3 separate regions of the Homo sapiens genome follow, and all the other regions are linked to region 1. The links are chromatin contacts, found by Hi-C in ENCODE. All regions are on one chromosome and are shown on one strand. Each heading gives the region's core, a stretch centred on a gene start or an enhancer-like site at or near the end of the contact. The rest is flanking DNA. Distances are from core to core; before and after follow the strand shown. Region 1 holds the start of IFIT3 (interferon induced protein with tetratricopeptide repeats 3). Region 2 overlaps LOC101929727 (a long non-coding RNA gene). Region 3 overlaps LOC124902479 (a long non-coding RNA gene).

Region 1 (3,049 bases), core at 98-2,597:
ACTCATTGTATGCTCGCATCAAATATCTCATGTACCCCATAAATATATATATCTACTATGTGTCCACAAAAAATTTTTAAAAATAATAAGAATTGGCTTAAAAAATGCTGTTTCCTGGGCCCCACCCTAGACTGATGGTCAGATACCTAATGTTGACAAAAAAAGTCAAACTCTGTAAAACATTTGAAGAGATTTATTCTAAGCCAAATATGAATGACCTATGGCCTGTGACACAGCCCTCAGGAGATCCTGAGAACATGTGCCAGGCCACAACTTGGTTTTATACATTTTAGGGAGACATAAGGCATCAATCAATACATGTAAGGTGTACATTGGCTAGGTCCAGAAAGGTGGGACAATTGGAAACAGGGAAGCGGGGCAGCTTCCAAGTCATAGGCAGATTCAAAGATTTTCTGATTGACAATTTGTTGAAAGAGTTATTATCAATAGAAAGGAATGTTTGGAGACATCCAATAGAAATTCAATAGACAATCATTAGAAAGGAATGTCTGGGTCGTGGAGACCAAGGTTTTATTATGCAGATGAAGCCTCCAAGTAGCAGGCTTCAGAGAGAATAGGTTGTAAATGTTTCTTAATACACTTAAAAAGAGCATGTTCTGGCTGGGTGCAGTGGCTCATGCCTGTAATCCCAGCACTTTGGGAGGCCAAGGTGGTTGGATCACCTGCTATCAGGAGTTCAAGACCAGCCTGACCAACATGGCGAAACCTCGTCTCTACTAAAAATACAAATATTAGCCGGGCATGGTGGTGGGTGCCTGTAATCCCAGCTACTCGGGAGGCTGAGGCAAGAGAATCACTTGAACCCAGGAGGCAGAGGTTGCAGTGAGACGCAATCATGCCACTGCATTCCAGCCTGGGCAACAGAGTAAGACTCTGTCTCAAAAAAAAACAAAAACAAAAACAAAAAAAGAGTGTGTTCTATTAGTAATTCCAAAAGGAAAAAGGATGTAATGAGGCATATCCAGCTTCCCCTTCACATCAGTTTTCAGGTTAACTTTGGAATGCCCTTGGCCAAAAGCAGGGGTCCAGTCACATGGTTGGTGAGTATGGCCTTAGAATTTAATTTTTTGGTTTACATTAGGAATGCTTCCACATTCTCTCAAACAAATTTTAGTCACAGTTTTGAATAACGTACTCTGGCTCAGCCATTGCAGGTCTCAAGCCGTTAGGTTTCATTTTCCTCCTCCCAACGATTTTAAATTAGTTTCACTTTCCAGTTTCCTCTTCCTTCCCCTAAAAGCAATTACTCAAAAACGGAGAAAACATCAGCTGATGCGTGCCCTACTCTCCCACCCCTTTATATAGTTCCTTCAGTATTTACTTGAGGCAGACAGGAAGACTTCTGAAGAACAAATCAGCCTGGTCACCAGCTTTTCGGAACAGCAGAGACACAGAGGGCAGTCATGAGGTCAGTGAAATAAGAATGCATAATCATGCTTGTTTTTGAGTGCAAATTGTAAGTTGAGTTTCTTACTGTGCAGGCACATTCCTGAATTGTCCTGATGTTTATAGATTCAATATGTCTTTATCAGTCTGAGCATTTGTAAGATGTTTGAGGGGTTTTTCCCTGTGGCTTTTTTTGGTGTACACACAGGCTTCTTAAGTTTCTGGAATGGTTCCCTACGGAACTACATGGGGGGAGGCAGGGTGGGGAATGCATCAGCTCATGTTTCCTCCCTGTGTGCAGCTATTTCCTGCAATGAGAGGAAGGCTTGGCAGGAGCGGTGTATTTCACTCAGCCACAAACTTGGCTGATTCAAGGGTAGACCTAAGGGAATTACTCTTTTGGGTTTTTCTGTTATTGTCATTTTGTTTGAAAAGATTAAGTCACAGGCTTTTTTTCTTGTAATTTTAAAAGGAGGAATTTATTTTCAACAGATATTGTGAAAGATACAATCAGTACTGCAAACCCACTCATGAAGAAGGCAATTTTGCCCTGAAACGTTGCATTACTTTAAGGTGGGAAGTGGAAGAAACAATTCTTACAAATGGGCATTTTTGTCATTTCTTATATAAAAACAAACCCAAAGCTTAGCATTTATTTTTATTGATGTAGTGAATGCTGGTCAGCAGCAAAAAAAGAATTTCTCCTCAAAAGTGTAATGACCTAATCTATTATCTAAAACTAGTCTAATCTCTAATGGTGGGAAGCAGATCAGTGGTTGCCTGGAGATGGTGGGGATTGAGTAGGAAGGCTCCCAAAAGAATCTTTTTAGAATCATAGGAATAGTCTATAGGGAGGTAGTGATGGTGGCTACATATGCATAAACATTTACCAAAACTCATCAGACTATACACTGAAAATGGGTGCATCTTATTGTATATAAAGCATAATCTCAGTAAACTTGATTTTTAAATTTATATATTGACCTCCTGGAGTTCTTCAGGGGATAGCATGTTAGGGAGAACTAAGAGAAAAGGATGCCTTTCCCACCAAGCATCTCTAGGAAAGGAGTGAGGAGGTGATTGCCAGGGAGGGAAGACCCCATCGACCATTCAGGGGGGCAGAAAAGGAAAACTGGATTCCCTACCTTACTCTGCCCCAAGGACTTGAAGATGCTCTGCAATGTCATGTTTGGGGATGAGATGGGTAAGAGGAATTCACTGCCAAATACCTCAGTATATAGAATACCCTTTTATATAGAATAAGTTCCTGGTCAAGAGTGATGTTAATTGTGTCTGTGTGAGTGGGATTGACCAGAGAGCAAGGCGTCTTAGTAGCCAGCTTGCAGGAAAGGTTTTACAGGGTCCTGTCTTTAGGTGTGTCTATAGCCACTGACCTGAGGAGGTCTGAGGGGGGCTCTCTGAACTATGCTGGACTCAGGTTCACATCAAGGTGCTCCTATTTCCAGAGGCTATAGGAACAGGAAGAGATTGGGCTGCTCCTCCCCAGTTGTGCTAAAAATTTCCAAATGGGAAAATCACCTGGAGAACTCACTGGCACGTGCCAGCTGATGGGCATCCTCCTCTGCCCCATCCACTGAGGAACTCTGTTGCTCCCTTTACACACTCACAAATTCACTTAAAA
Region 2 (3,176 bases), core at 414-2,913, 1.1 Mb before region 1:
GTCAAGTGCAGTCAAGATCTCCTTCTCCTTGAGCATCAGGTGGTGTCTCCTGGCTGCTCTCCACATCTTTTATTCTGAGGATTTAGCTGGCTTGCCTCAGTCTTCAGGCCAGGCACTCCAAAGGCAATTTAGGGGACAAGTCTTGCTTGTTAGATACTGGGTCCCTTCAGCCTCAGTTGCTGTCTTGTGCCTCAGGGGTTCCTAAACTCGAAGTGGTGGCCCAGAGTTTCCTTCAGGTGCTATGACACTGATTTGAGAAAGAAACCTAAGTTTCAGCTGCCCACTGTTTCCCTCTGTGAGCAACTTGAGTCTGGTTCCACTCAGGATCCTCTGAGAACTTAGCTCAATACTTGTCCAATAGTAAACACTCCATAATGTTTGCCTGTTTGAATCTATAATCAAAATCTCCAGTAGGAGAAGGCCCTTGTATTTCTGTTTCATTTTTTTTGCTAGTTGGTGGGAGAACACACTTTTCAAAATACTAATAGTTCACCACCGGACAAGAGATACATACAACCCCAACTTCCAAGTAAATGGAAAATACCTTTTCTGGGTACGTTTATTTGGAAAGGGTTTCTTCACTTGAAGAAAGAATTAACAAACCCCTGTTTGGGAGGATAAAACAAGAAATTCCTTTGGGATGTCTCAAGTTTCTAGAGAGCCAGGCTCTCGCAGGCTGAGGTGGCTTCCACACTGTTCATGAACTGCTCTTGGCGGGCTGGTGGCCTGTTTGATATTCTGAGGTCTAGCAAAGATTTAGCTCCAGGGGGTCATCAAGAGGTCATGGTCTTGATCATTTCCTCTGTTATTTATCTTTGGCTTGTGGTACTGGAGCCTGCCTTTGATACAGGGCATTTCTACCACAGCTGCACAGAATCAAGCATTTCAGTGATTTGGTTTGAGGTGAAGGAGGCTTGGCTTCTAATGCTGCGAAAATGTCACTGGGTACATCTGAGAATATCTAGCTCTGTCCTTCACTGATGAGCAAATTCATTTCTGGGGGTTTACCAGTGGCACTTCCCAGACTTGGGTCAGGAAAGGAATCCTCCTGGTGAGGACAGCAGTTTTCAGTTTGAGTAATTCCATTTTCAGTTCCTTCTGAGACATTTTTCTTGCTCTGAGCTGGAGATAAAAGCAGCATGTCTCAGGCCTCTAGGGTGGATCTCTACTTTTCAACACTGTTTATGACTCACCTGTGACTGCCCTCAGTGCAGCCAAGGGGACCATTTATGCTGAATTAGCCTTTGGATTTTTCTTCTTAGTGACAGCAAAACTTCCGTGACAGCAAACAAGTAAACCACAGGAACATCCCTGGTCTGCTCAGCACAGCAGGCTCTTGGGTTCTCAGAGAGCCTGGGAGGACTTTTCAGCTTGTCTTATGTGGGTTTGTTCACCCCGTCCGGTTTCATTTTTATTTAAAACAATTGGTATCTTTCATCTTGGTTGCCAAGTATGGGTTGCATATGGTTTTGACCTGATATGAAGGGCCCAAATCAAATACCCAGGACTTGGCCTGGAAAATTGGTTGTATAAGACCTGCTCTCTTGTTCCCCTAAAAAGCAGCCTAGCAAATGGAAGCAATGGGTCCCAGGAGTTCGTTTCTGTATGCGGCTCTAACTCTGCCACGAAGGCCAGGACAGATAGTGTGCAGTGCTCTGTCATGTCTACCAGAGAAAATGATGCAACATGTGCTGGAGACTTTACCATCTGTGCAAGAGTGCAGCCCTAGGCTCAATCCAAAAGAAAAAGGAAGTGGCATTATAGCAGGGATATTCCCAGTGAGTCAAATTCCCAGAACAGCCTGTCCCTCCTCAAGGTGGTCAGTGTGCCCCAGCATCTCACCTCCAGATTTGGACTAAAACAGAACTGTTGCGTGCAGGGGTTAGAGAGGACTAGAGCAGTGATGTATTTTATATATCATATTTTCTAGCAATGGTTTTCCATCTGAAACCCAGTTTACATTGTGGCCCAGGGCACAGAAACAGAAGCTTTATGAAACAAGTTACTGTTTCCATGTGTCAGCATTCTAATTTTCCTTTCCTTTTCCTGTTCTTTTTTCTGTTATTTTAATTTTTTAAAAAAGCTTCTTGACTCACTAAATTACTATAACAAACCACTTATGAGTCAAAGCCCATATTTTGAAAAACAACATTGCATTAGTGTATACAGGCAGCACCTTGGGAACATTTATAGAATATGGATTCTTGGGTCCCTCTCCAGGGATTCTAATTCAGTCATTCCTGGGCCCAAGAATCTACGTTTTATGTTAACCTGACCTAAATGTGACCATTATGAGGGCAGGAAACGGTTTTGATCCCTAACATATCCCAAGTGCTTTACATGAAGAACTTGGTACAGCACAGGCTCTTGGTCATTGGTGGTTGAATAAATAAATGAATGAAAAAGTATTGATCTTCAAATGATTCCATCCTTCAACCCCAGCCGTGCCTCCCTTTGCATCTATACTGTTGTCTTCGTTTTTTTAAGATAGATACTCAAATAGTCTCTAGACCTTTGAATTGCAAAATTGCTTTGAATCTCCAAGTTGGAAGCTGCCTTGAAAGTCTCTAATCTAGGGATTCTCAGGTGTAGAAACTTTGTCTCGCTGCTTTAGAATTCCTTGGGGAAGTTTAAGGCAAATACATATCCCTAGACCCCAGCCCTGGAGTTTCAATCCAGGTAGATAGGGTTCATGGCCCAGGAATCTGCATTCTATCCTCCCTCGGGTGATGCTGTGGCCCAGCCAGGGTTGGGATGCACTGTTCTTGTGACCTCTCCCCACTGTGGATCACTGTGGATGGTGGTCACCCAGCCTCTGCTGGAAACATTTTGGGCTGGCAGAAAGAAACTCCCAGAGGTCTGCTCCACATTGAAAAGCTCTGCTTATTGGAAATTTCTTACTGATATTAGCTTCAATCACTTTCCTACTGCTGCTAGTCTTGGTTCTGCCCTCTGGAGCACCTCAACACAAGGCCAATTGGCTGCCTGACTGCTCATTGTGAAAATACAGAAAAAATATAAAGAAAGAAATGAAAATTTTTTAAAATCCCACCACCTTGAAGACATTGAATATTTCTTTTGGTCTTAATATATGTACACACATAAATGCATGTTATACTCACTTGATGTTTTTTAGAAATGACAAGCATCCTGTATTCTTGACTTAGCATTACATA
Region 3 (3,227 bases), core at 94-2,593, 1.7 Mb after region 1:
TCCAGCTCCACATGAGAGTCCAGCACATGTCTGCCACCAGAAAGTTTGGGCCCAGCTGTCAAATGGCTTTGAGAGAGAAAAGACTTCTCTGTCCCTCTAGTTTCAGGCTGGCTTCCCAGAGAGGTAGAAACTACTACTGCTGCCTGGCATTCATTCCCCCGCTTTCTTAGTAAAAAGCACCCTGATTTACTTAGGAGGGTAAAGTGCCCAGATAACAGGCTTCATTTCTCAATTCCTCAGCCAGCTGTGGAAGTGTTTGGGGGAATGTCAGAAAAGCTATTTAAAGGGAGAATCAGTGAGGAGGTCTCACTCCAATACACATACACTCACACATGCTATTAATTTTTCCTCTTTCATCTTTCTTCCTTCTAGGCTTCAATGTGGATATGATGGCTGGAGCTCCAGCAGCCATCCTGTGACCCTGAGAACAAGCCATTCATTGAGGCTAATGAAGCAGGAAGAAGGAATCCTGAGTCCTTGGGAAACAAGGATCTACCTGAATAGCTCCGAATGCCTACTTCTAGATGTCCTTTTAGAAAGAGAAGCACACCCTTGTGTATTTCAGCCACTGCTATTTAAGGTTTAACCTAATCATGATATAATTGGTTTTTCTTGGAATGATTCAGTGGTAATTTTTTCTTCCATAAGAAGCAATCCCAACCCCTACCACTAGGGGGTGGCCTTGCCCTGTAGGCCTCAACATGACAATTACATCACTGCATATCAGAGTCCAACATCAGTGCATTCTGTGTAATTCAGTCTCAAATAACAACGTGCATGTGACAGCAGTGGTCCAGTCTGAGCTAAGCTGTGCCAAACTCCATCCAGTTCCTTTAGCATGAGATTTGGATCTCATGCTTTTCTTCTCTTTTCTATATCCAATTCTTCAGCTTGGACCCAAAAAAGCAAGCCCCAGGACCAAAAAAGTATGCAGAGAAGCAGCTCTGACTCTAGCAAACACACAGTTTGTATTTCCAAACAGAACAATGAGCTTCTAGTCTGAACAACATCCCATTTGATGGTAACTTGATACTTTCCTCTTTTTGTTTTTCCAGCAAGAAGCAATGGGTAGGTACTTGCTTTACATTTGTGAAAAGATACCTGGCTGGTGGGTCTGATAAAGAGAGACTCTACCCTGGCAGGATTATTGATATCTCTACCTCCTACAAGATGGAAAATCACTTGCAGCATTTAAGTGACTGTTTTTCCAGTTTATGCTGATCAAAGTTTCAAAAATCTCTAGGCAGAGTTTTAGTCACTAATAATCTGAAGTGAAGGGAATAATTTATCTAATTATTGCTCAGGCTAAAAGCAAGCTGCTGTCTCAAAATGAAAGTACAGTGCTAGTTCTATAAATACCCACTCACAACTAACCAACAAAGGAGTTTGTGGTGTGAGAAGTGGAACTTTTGATAGTTTCAGATTGCATTGCTTTGGTGTCATCTGTGCTCTCCTTGTCTACCTCCATTTACATCGTGATGCTGTATAGTTAAGACTTGGGCAGAGGGAGGAAAGGGGTTCATGGGGAGCTAGTAATCCTGCATTTTTCCTCAATTTTCTTACTAGACTGCCATATTAGATAAGAACAAAAAATGTGCCTATTGAATAGTCTAACCAAAGAACTTAAGAAAGAATCACTTTTTTTCCTCCATTTCGGTAAAGACCGTGCCGAAAGTTTTCATATGTAATAAAACCAGTGATCACCAGTTAATCTCAACCTAAGAGAAAGAACCAAAATGAACCACTCACAAGAATAGAAACAGGCATCCCTTGGGAGTAGGGTTTAACAAATGAAAATACAGGACACTCTGTAATTTGATTTTTCTGCAATATTTGGGACGCGCTTATATGAAAAAATTATTTGATATTTATTCAAAATTCAAATTTAATGGTATGTCCAGGATTTTATCTGGCAACCCTACTTGGGGGTAAAGAATCTGTTCCTTCCTTGTGGGGGATGGGAAGAACAGTACAAAATGAGCAGATTCTGAAATATATCAAGGAAACTGTCACTGGAAAAGTCACTGATTAAAAACAAAACACCCACAAACCACTAGGCCCTGTGCACAGGTTCCTCCAAGAAGCTAAGTCTTCTTGTTTTTTATCTTTTGTATCTTCACAGAGTCTAGATGCCCTCCTGCTCTGGGTATATTGAGAGCTCAGTGAGGAGTGCTGACCAACTGGATAGTCAATGACCACTGAGGAGGAGGTGGCTATGCAAGCCCCAGATCTCTGGGATCATGTGTTCTGTACTTTCAGATGTGCATCTGCAAAGGCCTGGAGTGCCAAGTGTCCTCTCCTTAGAGAGGCAAGGCAACAGCAAGGCAATCAGTTGTTACCCCAATGTCCAGCCTCCCCTATTGTCTTTCAGAGGGCATTTTGTCCAAACTATGGGGTAAGAAAAGGGTTTGGTTTTACACTTTTAGCCAGAGTTTACCCTCCGGGAATACTCCTTCTACCACATCTGCCAGGGATCTATTTTCCAAAGGTACTGGTTGGTCACTCAGAATCCACTGGGTGCAGACACGCAAAGATGTGCAACTTCTCCTCTGTATCAAATAAGGATACAGGTGGGCAGTGCTCCATTTTTCTGCCTTTTCACTCTCCACACTAGGCTTTGTAGACATGGACACATGAAAGCACAGAACAGTAAGTCAATGTCAGAGGGAATTATAGGTAAGGACCCCCACCTTCATTCCAATTCTCTTCTGACATTGACCATGCCATTCCGTAAGGCTAGAGGTCTCACTTACTTTTAACTTTCTTGAGTTTTCACAGTATGGGTACCTGAAAACTTAGACTCCTCTCCTCAGTGAGTTCCTCTCCCTGGTTCTCTCCCACTCCTGACTTGGTTTACTTTGAGCCCCCTCCCCAATCACCTTAAGTATTGTCTAAATTTTTGTCCACCTCCCCACCCTTTTTTTTTCTTTTCTTTTTCTTTCTTTCTTTTTCTTTTCTTTTTTTTTTTTTTTTCAAGACAGGCTCTCACTCTGTTGCCCAGGCTGGAGTGGAGTGACACAATTATAGCTCACTGCAGCCTTGCTCTCCCAGGCTAAAGCAATGCTCCTGCCTCAGCCTCCCACATAGCTGGGACTACAGGTACTTGCCACCATGCTGAGCTAATTTTTTAATTTTTTCGTAGAGCCAAGGTCTCGCTATGCTGCCCAGGCTGAATTCGAACTCCTCATTCTCCTACCTTGGCCTCCCAAAGTGCTGGGATTACAGGC

Evidence for each region. A loop is a pair of places that touch in the nucleus more often than their neighbours do. Pooled maps may share reads with other maps.
Region 2: a pooled map shows a loop between it and region 1 (7-fold over the local background). The contact joins the enhancer-like site here to the promoter of IFIT3 in region 1. A Hi-C loop is called at or near these places in 2 of 37 single-sample maps with no recorded cell type and 9 of 50 pooled maps.
Region 3: a pooled map shows a loop between it and region 1 (4-fold over the local background). The contact joins the enhancer-like site here to the promoter of IFIT3 in region 1. A Hi-C loop is called at or near these places in 5 of 37 single-sample maps with no recorded cell type and 4 of 50 pooled maps.

The regions. Positions count from the first base shown.
Region 1 is chr10:89,326,650-89,329,698 of GRCh38, forward strand. IFIT3 (interferon induced protein with tetratricopeptide repeats 3) reads left to right here and starts at 1,348. Exons shown (of 2, transcript NM_001549.6): 1 at 1,348-1,429. The coding sequence starts at 1,425. It also overlaps a transcript of LIPA not described here. RefSeq lists an enhancer at 1,116-1,355 and a silencer at 1,676-1,725.
Region 2 is chr10:88,270,273-88,273,448 of GRCh38, forward strand. The region is part of intron 1 of LOC101929727 (a long non-coding RNA gene); the gene reads left to right. It also overlaps a transcript of RNLS not described here. Among named protein-coding and RNA genes, the nearest start is that of RNLS, 310 kb to the right of the region's middle. RefSeq lists an enhancer at 1,329-1,378. Within about 2 kb of position 1,664, at least 7 of the 41 ENCODE cell types and tissues checked have a DNase peak (open chromatin) inside an H3K27ac peak, as active enhancers do.
Region 3 is chr10:91,005,773-91,008,999 of GRCh38, forward strand. All of the region lies in intron 1 of LOC124902479 (a long non-coding RNA gene), which reads right to left. Among named protein-coding and RNA genes, the nearest start is that of LINC00502, 38 kb to the right of the region's middle. Within about 2 kb of position 1,344, at least 8 of the 41 ENCODE cell types and tissues checked have a DNase peak (open chromatin) inside an H3K27ac peak, as active enhancers do.